Linked DNA regions of Homo sapiens: regions 1 and 3 are each linked to region 2. The links are chromatin loops, found by intact Hi-C in ENCODE. Cell type or tissue: dorsolateral prefrontal cortex. All regions are shown on one strand. Region 1 overlaps UNC13B (unc-13 homolog B). Region 2 overlaps UNC13B (unc-13 homolog B). Region 3 overlaps UNC13B (unc-13 homolog B).

Evidence for each region. Peaks named below come from ENCODE experiments on the same cell type or tissue, not always from the same donor. Only the 100,000 strongest peaks of a DNase experiment are listed, where the experiment ranks them.
Region 1: a loop joins it to region 2, with 3 times the contacts of the local background. A loop is called at or near these places in 3 of 110 quality-filtered maps.
Region 3: it touches region 2 in a loop (3-fold over the local background); 6 of 110 quality-filtered maps call a loop at or near these places.

What each region holds. Positions count from the first base shown.
Region 1 is chr9:35,382,802-35,387,801 of GRCh38, reverse strand. UNC13B (unc-13 homolog B) reads right to left here. Exons shown (of 40, transcript NM_001371189.2): 22 at 3,488-3,556; 23 at 1,989-2,078; 24 at 1,509-1,637. Among named protein-coding and RNA genes, the nearest start is that of RUSC2, 100 kb to the left of the region's middle. In dorsolateral prefrontal cortex, a CTCF peak has its summit at 2,563 (motif pointing right); a DNase peak (open chromatin) is centred at 2,557.
Region 2 is chr9:35,274,913-35,279,912 of GRCh38, reverse strand. All of the region lies in intron 7 of UNC13B (unc-13 homolog B), which reads right to left. Among named protein-coding and RNA genes, the nearest start is that of UNC13B, 120 kb to the right of the region's middle. In dorsolateral prefrontal cortex, a CTCF peak has its summit at 2,675; no DNase peak of the experiment used is centred here; H3K4me3 peaks cover 2,422 bases; H3K27ac peaks cover 2,674 bases.
Region 3 is chr9:35,348,155-35,353,154 of GRCh38, reverse strand. All of the region lies in intron 11 of UNC13B (unc-13 homolog B), which reads right to left. Among named protein-coding and RNA genes, the nearest start is that of RUSC2, 140 kb to the left of the region's middle. In dorsolateral prefrontal cortex, no CTCF peak of the experiment used is centred here; a DNase peak (open chromatin) is centred at 2,754; H3K4me3 peaks cover 905 bases; H3K27ac peaks cover 706 bases.

The DNA.
Region 1 (5,000 bases), 110 kb before region 2:
CCAAAGGCTGAAATGTCTCTTACTCAACTTTATGTCTCTAATGCTCTGTTAAGTAAATGAATGGACGAATAAACCAATGACTGAAGGTCAACAGATGGAAATTTTAAAAGACATCAAGAGTTTATGCCAGTGTAAATATGGAATAAGGAAAAAATGAAATTGAGAGAAAGTAAAAAGCAGATACTAAAATACAAAGGCTAAAGAGTATCCCTGAATAGTTTATGAGAACAGTGTCTTTCCTCAACCAGAGACTTCATAGACAGATGACAGAGGAGCCTAGAATGTATCAAGTAAAACAAAGGCCTCAGGAAAACCTCCCATGGATTTCAGAATCAACAGGAGGCTTTAGAAACCTTAAAAGGAAGAAGCCTTAAATACATGGCTGGCACAGAAAGTACACTTGGGAATGAGAAGAGGCAGTAGGAACAAGATCTTAGTCTTTATGAGGGTGTTCCTAGGAAGCTTTACAAATTGGATGTAGTTACTTAAAGATAAATGTCCAAGACATTTAGGTTGTCCTGCCATCATTGGTTGTCCAAATCCCACTGCCTTTTAAGGTCTATCTCAAATGTTCCTTGTTTTATGTAGCTTTTCCTGGTATCTGATCAAGAGTGCGAAAAGACTCTTCCTCCTTGGAATTCCTTTAATCTTATCCCTTTTTCAAGGCCCTTCAAACAGACTCTTTTGATTAGAGTTATATATATGTTTATGAGACTGCAAACTTACTGAAGGAGCACTGTGCTCTCCTCAGACCTGGCCTAGAACAAACATTCAATATTTGTTGGACTGAAGGGAATCCACTCTGCAAATGTATGGTCAGCAAGAAACTCCTAAGATTGGAACTGTAATTGAGTAATTGGAGCTAGAAGTAAGTTCTGGCTTTCAAATAAGTTGGGAGCATGGATCGGGGACACTATTAGAAGGATCTGGGAAAATGTACTAAGTCACCAGGTACTGACTTAGGGTGCCAGGCTAAAACAGGTGAAGTAGCTCAGCCTCACAGAAGGATAGGGTCAGTCTTGATAGCCAGTGGATGAATACAACCCAGAAGAACCACACATTTCAGAGAGAAGTAATTAGAGGGAAAAGTAAAGCTTCCAGGAGCCAGCAGCTCAGAGACCACTTCAGATCTCAGAGGAAGGAAGCCCAGAACTTACAAGAGTCTGCAAGAGTCAGAATAAAGTTAAACTTGAGGGAGAAAAAAAGACTCTGGGATGGACTGAGAATTCCCCTACTCAACCCCTGAACTGTGCATGAATTTAGGTTTACTTTCTTCAACATCATTATTGTTGCCATTTCTGTTCAATTCAGGTATGTCTCATCTTGCCCAGGGGTCTCTTTCCATCCACATATCTCACATGGTCCACATGGTTCATACTCCACAACTCACTCACCCTTGAGAACATCAAGTACTTTGTCCTGAGTGCTTTTCCACCACCATCATGAAGGAAAACTGAGGCTCCAAAGAGCCACTGACAGCTGGCCCCACCTGATCCTGAACCTCTTACCAGCTGGTACTGGCGGCTGTATAAGTCGTGGCAGTTGTTGAAGATATATTCATATGTGGAGTTCAAACAGGCCTTCACACAATCCTTTACCACCTGGCTGGCTCTTGGAGGGCTTTGCAGTTCTTGTACCTGCCAATTAAAAGAAGAAATATGGGCCCAAGGACCTGCTCACCTGGGTGGGATATTCTCCTAGCACTACCCCAAACCTACTCTAGATTCTTTCATCCCTGTCTGGGTCCCTAGACTTTTCCCTGTGATGAAATTGCCAGGATAGTTGACAGGGAAAACTTCCACCCCATCCTCATGGATCCATAGTCTATGTGCTCTCTCAGAAGTAACCCAGGGAACAGGTACACAGAAATGTAAGCTTAGAGGTGATGAATCCTGTAGCCTCAGACTCTGCCCAATGATTCTCATTCTTCACGTTCCTGTAGCCAGGTCTCCAGCCCAGCACCACCCAAGCCCCAGTCCATTTCTTACCTTCATTCTGAAGAAAGTAATGCTGGTCAGCAAATCCACTGTGGATTTTAAGTCCTGAAGCCGTTCAGGACTCCCAGCAGGGAAATTATTCTGTTGCAAATCAAGCAAATGTAAGAAAGGAACAGAGGACTATGAAAACCTTCCCTGCCAAAAGTGATGATATCAAAAGCTTCCCTAATTGTTACCTACTGGGTTTTTCTCTAGTTGAGCTGGCCAAAAACACTGTAAAGTTACAGGTCTCCTTCTCTTTTTTCTATTGATGCAAACAGGCTCTTGCCAAAAGCAGGGGTTAATACTCCCCACCCTAGAAAGTGACACATCCTCCTCCAGCCCTACTTCCCATGCAATGTATAAGCACTTGTACAAAGGAACACACAGGCACACACAAACTTACACACATGCTTTTTTCTTGGATGAAGATTCTTACACACCAACAGTGAGTTCTTCGAAAATTACAATCTAACTGTATATCCTGGAATATAAGTGGAGCCACACTACAGACCAAACTGAGGTCCAGGACCTGTACTTTTTGTACAATAGAACCCAGCTCTTCTACTGTTCTGCAGCCAGCAGATGGCAGATCTCTGAGCAGAACTGCTTTTGGAGTGAGTTCCTTAGGAATTTCCAGCCATCCTTACTTCATTCACTTTGGCACGAGTCTTAGGAGGGAGCTGCTATGAAGAGCTGAAGGGAGATGCTGAGCCTGTCTTCACATTAATGGTCAGTTTTTAAACCTTCAAATGGCTACTTATATGCCAAATATAAGATATACAGTCAGCTGTCCATTATTTGTGCAAATGGAGGGCACTTGAGTGCAGACAATTAAAACCTCATTTCTTTTTGACTTTAAGGTTGTTTTTATACTTACTTTTTAATGTGCATATATTGCCTGTTCTGAAAATTCACACACTTTAAAGCAAGTAATGAAGCCATTTCTAAGATCTAACATAGGAGGAACTAAGAAACTGCCCATTTCCTTATCCTGTCCCGTCCCAGTAACCATCCTCCTACTATACCTATTTCCTCCCTTTATACTAGGAATGGACATGCTCTCTGATACAGATTACTTGCAAAAGCCAAGCTACTCTCTGTCCCCTAGCCAGATTCTCACACCTCCGCTGGAAAACGAGGAGAGTATGGAAAAATGCAAAAAAGAAATGTAATTAGGTATCTAATTTTTTAAAAGGATACTCCTGGAAGAGATTATCCTCAGGAAACTCCCTAATGAGAATGTCACCAGAGAGTTTAGTAGAGTGTTAAGAATGAGGTTGGAAAGACAACTGTCTATAAAAACTAACCATACCTGCTGCTATTTATACACCACATGGTCCCTGGAGTTAAAAGAACCACAGGTGTCAGTAGCATTGGCCATTTGGGTGGATGTGATGACACAGACCAGTTTTCCCTGGCCTCAATCTTTATAGCCAAGATTGGCCTACAGTCTCTCTGGGACCGTGCTTGATATCTATTATCCTGCCCACAGCCGTGTCTTCACTCACCCTGTATGTAGAGAGGTCGATCCTCAGTGAGTTGTGTAGCTGGTCCAGCAGTTTTACAAATCTCTCTTTCTGAGGGTGAGAAACAAATAAAGGGGAAGAAAAAGAGAACCTGTGTCTGAGTCCCCTAAACTATAACAGAAACAGAACCACCCCTGGATGAGTAGAAAGAGTCGGGAGGCATTGGGTTGGAGACACATCCCTGCCCATGGGAAGAACAACAAACAGTGTAACGGAAAAAATGAGATAGAAAGTCCCTGTTCTATCTCTTTGCAGCTCTGTCCCAATCTGGGAAATCTCACACTGACAAGGAAAAAGCCAAGTCCCTGGGGGGAGAAATGGCTCCTTCTATATGAGAGTCAATAGGGCATGACCAGTGCATCTCTATACCTTTGGGACTGTAACTTATCTTAGTTAGATAAGAAGAAACTCCAAACACATTCTCTCTTGAGTCTGAGGTCTCCTGACTTATCTCGGGGTAGTGCATAACAGTTATACAGCCACAGCCTAGCAGTGATGATAGGAGGGAGAATCTGATGCATATGAAAGATAACAGGACAGGCAGGAAGGGGTCTCTCTTTAAACCACATTCCACACACATTTCCCATAGTGTATACTTTTTAAATGTTAAAATATCTAACATATACTATTTTAATAGCTGATTTTCATAGAAAAAGTATAATTAAACGTGGAATCATATGCCTGCAGGATGTTGGCATCCCACTCCTAGAACTCATATATTGATTATATGAGTAGATGTTGATTAAGTCAATACATAATGAGATGAGGCAAAATGGAACAAATATTTGACTGGCTTAATAAGTTACACATCTACAGAAAGGCTCTATCAACAACAAAAAATTCATTAGTACAAAAAAGTCAGATTTCATAGACTCAGTGAATTGGGGTGATATCAGTAACTTTATGCCCAAAATGGTAATTTTTGTGTTGGGTCAGAATTATTTTATCTAGTTTATACTGAATTAATGTCAGGTGACATTCTGAGTAATGACTCAACTTCTCAGGTACCTTAACCCAGGAAGGGCACACCCTGGATAGGGAAAACAGTCTGGACACTAGAAAAGGAACAGGTTCAAGTGCACACTGGCATCATTGCTTAGACATCAGTCTCATATCAACTCAAGTAATATGAATCCATCACAGACAGACTGAACAAGATTTTTAAAAATCCATTTGTGGACCTGCAAGACTGAAGAATATGGAAGACTATCGTAATTCAACCAAGTTGTTGGCCCAGAGGGGTTCTGGCCAAGCCCAGGTGGTACCACCCCCAACCACCTTCTCTTCTTTATCTGTGTGTGAGGAGAGGCTATTAGTATAGTCCGCATACCCATAAGGAAACAGGAAACAAGATTCATCTATCAAAATGGTAGCTATCTGAATTTTAAGCACATCAAGTAACTCTATAGGACCAGCCAAGAAAAATCAAACTTGGCTGGGCACGGTGGCTCAAGCCTGTAATCCCAGCCCTTTGGGAGGCCGAGGTGAGTGGATC
Region 2 (5,000 bases):
AATCATGGCACAGGAACTGTTTGCCTATGGCTATCCTCAGTGTGCCATCTCTGCAATATAATTTTGTAGGAAGGGTGACTATTCCTAAAAGCTAAGGAAAGATGAAGCACTCTCATACTTTGTAAGTGGGAATATAAATAGTACAGCCTCCATAGTGGGCAATTCTGTAACATATTTCAAAATTCAAATGCATTGTTAAATGTACAATGCTTTGGCCCAGCAATCGCACTTTTAGCTATTCATCCAACAGATATATTCACACATGTATAAAATTATGTATATAAAATATCAATTTCAGTATTGTAACTGCAAATACTGGAAGCAACTTAAATGTACATTAATAGCCATTCTAATCCTAGTATATACCCAAAAGAACTGAAAACAGCTATTCAAATACTTGTACACTGTTGTTCATAGCAGCACTATTCACAATAGCCAAAAGTGGTTTAAAAAAAAACATATTTCATCAACTATGAATGGATAAACAAAATATGGTATATCTGTACAATGAATTAGTATTCAGCCATAAGATGGGATAAAGGACTGATACATGCCACAATGGTGAATGCACCTCAAAAACATTATGCTGCTAAATAAACCAGTCACAAAAGGCCTAATACTATATGATTCCATTTATGTGAAATATCGAGAATGGGTAAATCCATAGAGACAGAAAGTAGATCAGTGGTTGCCAGCGGTGAGGGGTGGAGAGAATGGAGAGTGACCGTTTAATGGGTATGAGGTCTCCTTTGAGGGGGATAAAAATGTTTTGGAACTAGACAGGTAATGGTTCTACAATTTATGAATGTACTAAATGTCACTAAATTATATATTTAAAATGGTTTATTTTATGCTACATGAGTTTCACCTCAATTTTTAAAATGTCCATTATTATGAACCTGTTCCCTACATGTAGTCATACATATTATATGATAAAAAGCAAGACACTAAACACAGTTCATAGCATACTACCATTCATGGGGGTGGGGGAATATATATTTATATGTTTGTGAATGCATAAACTCTTTCTAGAGAAATCCACAGTAAATGGCAGTAGTGGTTACCTCTGGGTAGAAACTGTATGGCTAAAGGACAGGGTACAGAAAAAAAGCTGTTTTTCATAGCATACATTTTTACATCGAATTTTGTACCTTATGCACATGTTTCCTTTCAAAAAATAAAATAAAATGGGGAAAATATCCTACTTATAAGATAAACAAGAATCAGCTACCTATGGAACTCCAGAATGATTAGGATGCTTTAATGCAAGAGCCAATATAGAAGGCTCAGACAAAAAAAAAAAGTGGCAAAAAGGTAGAAGAAGGTGGCAAAAGAAGTATATGACCTGGGGACCTATGCCTTCTGGGATTTTAAAAATGAGAAGGAGAAATAGAGGACATTGAAGAAGTGGATGAATCTGCAGAGTGGAGGCCAGCTGGTCATGCAATCCTATTTTCCTGCAGGGCATGTGGTCCTGGGTAAATAAGTAAAAAGTAATCATAAGGCTCTTCTGCTTCCAGTGTTCACAGAAACAGGTCTTCCATCACAGCAACAAAATTTTAGCCACCAAAATCTTAAGCGGCTCAAAACTTTCAATTCTACGACACATTTAAACAGAGAGAAGGTGATAGATGATAATGAGGACTCTACGTATCTGGAGTAAAAGAAAGAAAAGGCTCCCAAAGAAATGAATCTGCCAAACTGGGCGAGCCCTGTACATCTTGGCTTTTTGAAGGCCAACAACAACAAGAGGATTCATTTCCTCTGGCAGATTAGCAAGTACAACTATGACATCACTGTACTCTAAGCCAGTGTGTCCTGCATCTTTGTAATCCTCTCCTCATTCTTTTCATTTATACTACTGTGAACAATCTCTCATTTCAATGAACACATCTCGATTAGTTCTTTCAAAAGTAATTTCTAAACATATGTTTCTGGAAAGCCTTCTTGAACAAACTTTATGCCATTCTTAACCATTTATTTATTCCTTTGCCACCTCGGGACTTTCCTTCTTTCCATGGTATTACTGTGTACCCATTGAGGGTACTTTCCATGGTATTACTGTGTACCCATTGAGGGTACTTTCCATGGTATTACTGTGTACACAATGTGAATATGTAATTATAAATTACATATTCAAGTTGCTGTCTTTGTATATTTACCTCTTCGGACTTGAGTCTAGGTTGTGATTCAGATCTTTTGATTGTTTTTGCATTCTCCCATTAATTCTTTCCTAGCCTCTGCAAATATACTCCCTGGTTTACATAGCTACTCACTAAGAACAAGAACCCCCCGAGAAAATATAAAAGCCTTTGCAAAGGAGAAAATGAAAAGCTCTATAATGGATAAGCTCCTTTGTACTTCAGGGCTCTGGATTTCTTTTCTGTAATGCTGAAGTCTCAAAGCTTCACAGGAAAAATTAGGAAAAGTATGACAGTTCTCTGTCTGGCATCTGCTTCAATGTCATTTCTACTAGGGATACCCCTGAGCATTCTAATGCTTATAAATTACCTTACAATATAGCCAACAAAGCTTTAGCTATTGCCAAACTCATGTCTCAATCGCCTGAATATGAGTCTAGTAGTCACAATTACAGAAGCTTTCTAGCAATCTACAAGCTCTGGAGAAAGTAAATTTCCAACCCAAAGAAAAAGGATGCCATCTTCCAGAAAATACTGCAAATTACACTCTTATTCAATGATCATTGTTTTTTTTCCTCTAAAGGTTAAATTGTCTTTCCCTAAAACCTGGATGGGATGAGGTCCCTCAGGGGCAAACAACCAAGCGTCACTCCCTGAGTACCTAACATATCAGACAGCAAAACTAAGAAACCAAAGACTATGTCCCTACACTTGCAATTCACCAGTCCCATATGAAGGAAAACACTGTCACTCAGGGAGCATGATAAATCTAAGAAAAACTTCTGAGTACATTACTAAACTATACTAAAGGATAATGATGAGTGGTAGGCTAATGGGTATTAGTTTCATTATTATGCTCTAAAACTTTTGTATTTTACATTTATTCTTTTGTAATTCAGACAAAAAGAACAATTTGGCCTTTGTGGGAGGGAAAACAATTATCATTGAAAGACACCGCATAATTAAATTTTTGACTCATTTTTTAAAAATAAAAATTAAAATGTTGGGGGAATATACACGAAACTGTGAAGACTAGTTATCCCGGAGTGGAATAGAGGGGGAAATTGAAGAGTACTTTCACTTTCTATATTACACATTTCTGAATCATTTGAAGACTTTTATAGTACCCATGTTACGTATTTCTATTTTTTACAAAGTTTAAAATAAGAAAGGGACTCAGTATGTTGGAAGAGGAAAAAAATAACTCTTCACAACACCACAAAAAGTGACCACAACGAATTCAAAATTAGTGAGGAAACTAACATATTCTATGGACATAAACTGCAGAAGTTCTTGACCCAGGAATAAATGTGTGAAAGTCATTCTAGGAGGGTGAGTGCAGACAGAGGAAACATTTCTATTGTACTCAAGGCCAGGATTTTGGGAAACAGATCTTTGCTATGGAAAGCAACAGGGAAAATAAAATAAACCATCTATTCCCTATGCCTTTTTTTTTTTTTTTTTTTGAGACAGGCTCTCACTCTGTCACCCAGGCTGGAGTGCAGTGGCATAATCTTGGCTCATTGCAGTCTCAACTTCCTGGGCTGAAGTGATCCTCCCGCTTCAGCCTCCCATGTAGCTGGGACTACAGGCACACACCACCACACCAGGCTAATTTTTGTATTTTTTGTAGAGATCGGGTTTCATCATGTTGCTCAGGCTGGTCTCGAACTCCTGAGCTCAAACAACCTGCCCACTTCAGCCTCCCAAAGTGCTGGGATTACAGGCACAAGCCATTGCACCTAGCCCCTGTGGCTTTTAAATAAATCCTTAGAACAGAGTGAGAACCCAAAAAAGACACTGATCAAGAAGTATTCAAATCTCAACTATAAGTTAGCTGTGGACATTTTATTGTAGTATTTGGTACTCTAAAACCAATTCAGGCCGGGCACAGTGGCTCACTGTAATCCCAGCATTTTGGGAGGCTGAGGCAGGCAGATCATTTGATGTCAGGAGTTCAAGACCAGCCTAGTCAACATTGTGAAACGCTGTCTCTATTAAAACTACAAAAATTAGCCAGGTGTGGTTGCAGGCGCCTGTAATCCCAGCTACTCAGGAGGTTGAGGAAGGGGAATCACTTAAACCCAGGAGGCGGAGGTCACAGTGAGCCGAGATCACACCACTACGCTCCAACCTGGGCAACAAAGCGAGACTCCATCTCAGAATAAATGAATGAGTAAATAAAACCAATTCAAAGGATGGAAAGAATAATCAAAAGATCTCTCTAATGTATATACCTGTATATTCGAACAGCAGTAAAACCTCTTGAATGATTCACAAGAAAATGCTAACGATGATTACCTCTGGGGAGAAGACCCAAGTGGCTGGGGAATAGGAACAGGAGGGAGACTTTTTACTATACTCCCTTTAATATTTTAAAACTCCTATACAAAGTATATTACCTATTCAATAAATGAATTAATTTTAATTAAAACAAAGGGCAGTAGCCACGTAAGAAAAGCACATATTTCTGAATGGCAAATTATATCCCATGAGATTTTTGCCACCACAGGGTGGTGGTATAGCGGAAAGAACACAGACATTTGAGTCAAGCTGACCAAAGTTTTAACTCTAGTTTACCCATTTCCTAGAAACAAGTGATGCAGAAAAAGATAACTGGTTGGGAGACTTGGGAGAAAAAAAGACTCTGAGCTGCTCTTCACAATACCATGCAAAGTGGCCATCAAGAATTCATAACTTTATCCAGCCAAGGTAAAGAAAAGAAAAAAAAAGAATTCAAAACTAACAAGAAAACCAATACATTCTACAACTTTAAATCACAAATGACTTTGAGAGTGCAGAATTTTAACCTAGAGGACACTGAACAAAAAGCTCCAAACCCATGATATCTATTGAAGT
Region 3 (5,000 bases), 73 kb before region 2:
TCAATATGAACCATGTCACTGAAAGTCTCAGGCCCTATGATAATTTCCTCCATCATGCTGTCACAGCTCAGAGCTGCAAGCCTTCTGGACTTGTCTGCCAAAAGGTCCTCTAGTTCCTTTGAGCTCAGAATATCGAGCCCAGCTTCGCAGCCCAGGAGCTTGTCCTCTGCGTTTATTCTCTCTGTCTTCAGTAACCCAGACAATGACAGGCAGCTGCTGGCCTCACTTTTATCGTGGCAGTCATTTTCTGGTTTTCCTACTTTACATGCTTCATGTTTTTGGCTGTACTGTTTGAAAAACTGGGACTTCCCAGAAGCCTCCTCTTTTGAGATTAATACTAGGGCAGGTTCCTCAAACTGATGGGGGGTAGACAGAGAAGCCTTTTTCTCTGACAGTTCATCACAGCTGCCACTGATAACTTGAGATGTTCTTGATGCTCCTTTTATTTCATCCCCTAGCTTGGGCACATCACTTTCCTTTGATAAATTGTTCTTGAGTAGAAAGCAAGGGCCTTGCTGCTCAGGGGCCTGGTGCTCTCTCTGTTGATCCTGAGCCTTCATCTGATATGTTCCTGTTATGGGTCCCCTGTCCCCTGTTTCCATCTGAAGAACTGGTTCATCCTGGTTTAAAGAAGTCTGACTATAATCCTGATGTTGTTGTTGAAAAAATGATATAGACTCCTTCTGGGGATTCTTATTACCCTGTGGGCAGCTTGGTTCTTCTCTGGTGGCAATTCGGACTCCCACATTCTGCAAGAGGATGGATTTCTGCAAGATGAAGTCTCTATGCTCTAGATGGGCAAGCTTCACAACAGTGGGCCTAGGGGAAGGGGATGTGCCTGCCCTGTAAGCCTTTTTAATGTACCTGTTGCACTGCATGCCATTAACACAAAGGTGCTTGGCTAGAAAGCTTTCCACCAGTTCCATAGTATTTTCTCCATCTTGTTCAGGAAGTCCGTACAAATACAGAATGGCTTCCTCACTGGGTCTGTCCACGTGGGGTTCCTGGGCCTTTTCACCCTCACACACCTTGGCCAGGGAACAGGTGCTCACCTGTAAGCCTTCTATTTCACTCAGTACTGAGTCTACACAGCTAGAGACTTCATCCACGGAACCCTGGACTTGGCTCAAGTGCTGCTGCAGCTCAGCAATCTCAGTCTGAAGACGGCTGATGCCTTGCAGCTCTCTGATGATGTATTCTACTACATCCCCCAAAGGTTCCCGCTGTTCACGGCTACAGCCTTGGCCATGGCCTCTGGACAAAAGGGTCTTGGTTTGGTTCCTCTCTGAGGGCTCCTGACAGCTTGTGGTAATGCTGACAGATGAGGGATCCTGAGAACCAGACCCTGAAACATAGGCAGTGGAGCCCAGAGGAAGCTGGCTGTTGTTCTGCTGCCCAAAGCTGCAAAGCTGGGCCAGGTCCCCATCTCTATCTCCACCAATGGCTAAGGCTGCTGACCCACAGCAAGGGGGCAGGGAGTTGTCCTCTGGTAAGGATCCAGCAGGGCCAGAGGATTTGCTCTTGGTGCCACACATGGTCTCTGCCTTAGCCTTATCTGGGGAAAGCCTGGAGGAGGGTCCCAAGGTAACCATGATTTCTTCCTCTGACTCTTGCAACAATCGCTTCATTTTCTCCCTCAGGGTTTGAGGGGTTCTCTGCTTCTTCCTCTTATTTCTGGTCAGGATGCTTAATAGAGATTACCTTGGAAGGCAACAGCCTGTCCTGCTCTTTTCAGTTTGTTTCTAGCAATTATTGCTGGCTGATGCTTTGGGCTTAGCCCACAGTGCTGCCTGGAATGGCCCCATGTGTGGCCTCCAAACCTCGCACATGCCCCTGGATCCTGGCTTGATTTATCCTGTAGCTAGTGAAAAAGGAAAATAGTGCACTCAGGTCAGAAAGTAGCAGGATGATTTTAGTTTGAATCAAGTTGTCAAGCAGGAATAAAAACATTATCTCCTAAGATTATAGGAATCAACCCTGACCTGCCTCCCAACCCCAGTCTTAAAGGCTATGGGCAGTCAGTTGTTTCTCATTAGCTTCCCCTTAGAGTATCAATGTAAAATTAAAATAAAGTCCTTGTGTTCTGGGCAAGTACCCAAAGTCAACGATATTGAGACAAGCTGCTGGGAGGTAGATGAAGTAAGGTCAATGAGTAAGTCCTTATTTGAACTTTCACAAAATTCAGTACTAGGAGTCTGGCTCAGAAATAAACAAACAAATGCTTAACCACCAAGGCTCAAATCACATACACAGTGAAAGACAAGACATGGAATGTTTCTTTCTTTCTTTCTTTTCCAGTTTGTTGTTCTGGTGAAGACTCCACTTACTCAAAAGTTTACCCCTGCCTGTGCTTATAGCACAAAGTATTTTCCCTTTGTTGAGTGATGGCAACCGTTCACTTGGAGAAAGGACAATGGTTTACGTATTTTAAACTTAGCAGGAAAAATATTTCTTTACCTAATTCTAGAATAAAGTGGCACAGTACGCACACACTGTCCAGACGTAGGTGGCATTTAGCATGAGAGAGGCAGGTAGAGAGGCAGGTAGCCAAAGAGACAGGTATCATGAACTCACAACTGGGGATGAAGGAGGTTTAGGCTTAGCTTGGTGCTCCTGAGCTCCACTTAATACTCTCTAAGGGCTTGCTGCAGCTAGTCAATATCTGGGTTTGGCTTTCCTGGCCCACAGAGGATCTTTCAGAGCACCACAATAAGTGATTGTCCAGCACACTGTCCACTGCTCAAGTATTAATAACAAAGGGTTGCTCTAATCCTCTGCCTGGCCCAGAGAGAATATCACATGGGACATGTGGGGGAGGGTTACCTCACAGAGGGCTCCAGGGTGCTTTACTCTTCTCCAATAAGGTAAAGACAGACTTGCCACCAGTCTAGTCCCTACACCCTAAGCTATTGGTGACTGCATTACAGAGGCAGAGACGATGATTACCTCATGTGGAGTGAGAATACATTCCCTTTTTACTGAGAATGTGGAGAGTGTACGGAAGCAGTAGAGTGGAAAGTACAAGGAGGAAAGCAGAGATCTAGGAGGCACATGGGACAACTAATATTCCAGTCCTGCTAGGTCTCCTGGGAGGGGTAAGATGGATTGGTGGGAGACATGCTACTCTTCATGTTCTTTGACCAGGGATGCTTTCCCCATTTTCTAGATTTGATGGAGATTTCTAAATCTTCTAAACTCTGCCTCCTTTTATTTTCCCAGTACTCAAGTTAATCCTAAAAGTGGGAAAATGCCTTAAAGAACACAGGCAGACTGCTCTCATGGCAACCCATTTTCAGGAAAGGCCACCACCTACATCTAGTCTGTGGGCCTGGAATTTAAAAGCATTGTGCTTCCCCAGACTAGGAGGAACCAGAAGGACGAGTCAGAGGACTTGGGATAAAGATGAAGCTGATTCTTTTTACTAGAAATAACTAGGCCAAGAACCAAGAGACAGAAACTGCATGTATTCCCATTTCACATCTCTCCTTTTCTTTCCAGCTTATCTAACAACTCTAATTCATTGAGGAATTCTTCATCTAAGAACCCTATCCATCCTGTGAGGCATTACTGCTTCACCTCAAGGTCTCATGGGGCCAGGAACAGCCATGCCCCTAATCTGGCCAACTCAGTCTAGCCTGCGAGGATGCACTACCTGCACAACCAGAATTTCTGGGTCTTGGGCTTGGTGCCCAGCTGCCTAGGTAGACCACGCTCCAAAGTCTAGAGGATGCCAAATTCTTCCTTCTCTCTTCCCACAAGGACAAAATCTGAATTTCCAAAGATACTCCTTTTTTTTTTTTTTTTTTTCCTCCCCAACCATGTAGGGATTGGGTATCCCTGATTTGCTCTTGGTATTAGCCATGAACAATGTTCCTGGCTTTACAAGGGCTGCAGCTGGCAAGTGGCCTTTCAAATTTGTCTTTAAAAAAGAAGTACTGCGGCTGGGCGTGGTGGCTCTCGCCTGTAATCCCAGCACTTTGGGAGGCCGAGGCAGGCAGATCACAAGGTCAGGAGTTTGAGACCAGCCTGGCCAATATGGTGAAACCCCCTCTCTATTAAAAATATAAAAATTAGCTGGGAGTGATGGCAGGTGCCTGTAATCCCAGCTACTCGGGAGGCTGAGGCAAGAGAATCACTTGAACCCAGGAGGCAGAGGTTGCGGTGAGCCAAGATCGCACCACTGCACTCCAGCCTGGGCAATAGAGCAAGACTGTCTCAAAAAAAAAAATTAGAATTGCTTAGTAAGCTTAGTAAACTAAGATGGAAGCTCTGTGTACAACTACATGAAGCCATGAGCAAGTGCTACTGGACTGGCATCAAGAGACTTAAGTTTGGGTCTTGTTCCACCAGTGACCTTGGATTAAACACTTGACCTCTATGTGAATTAGTTTCCTCATCTGTAAAGTGGGGGAGATAATTACAGGAATGTTATTATATAAAGCTAAAATGAGAGAACTGTACTTACTAAACTGTAAAGCACTGTCCTGTTGTTATTGCTACTGATGTGGCAAGTCCCTGAGTCAACAAAGTAGGGAAACCCATATCTAAAGCAAGCATCCAACCACCTAACTGGCACAATTTGAGTGAGCCATGACTTCTACTTCTGCCCCAGACTCCTGCCTTTCCCACTCCCTTCTAATGGTCTGCAGCAGTGCCTGGAATCCTACGAGGAGACTGTCACCCTTAAAGTTAGTCCTGCTTTCTCCTAGAAGTTTTCTTTTTAAGGTAAGGAGAAGGAGGAGTAAATCATTCAGTTCCCAACACCTCATTCAAGTGTCAGGAGGCCGGCCGTCTCTCAGACAGCCTGAACGCTGAGGAAGAGATAAATGGCTATAGAAGCCAAGCTTTATTTTTCCAATGCTGGTGAGGCCCAGAATTCATTGCCAGGTCTTCTAAGGCCAGCCTCACTTTGGTCCAGATAAGGCAGTTTGTCGGGAACACTAATGAAGCTGACTCCCCTGCTACTGCTACTGATTCAGTGTAGACCAGGCTAACCTGGG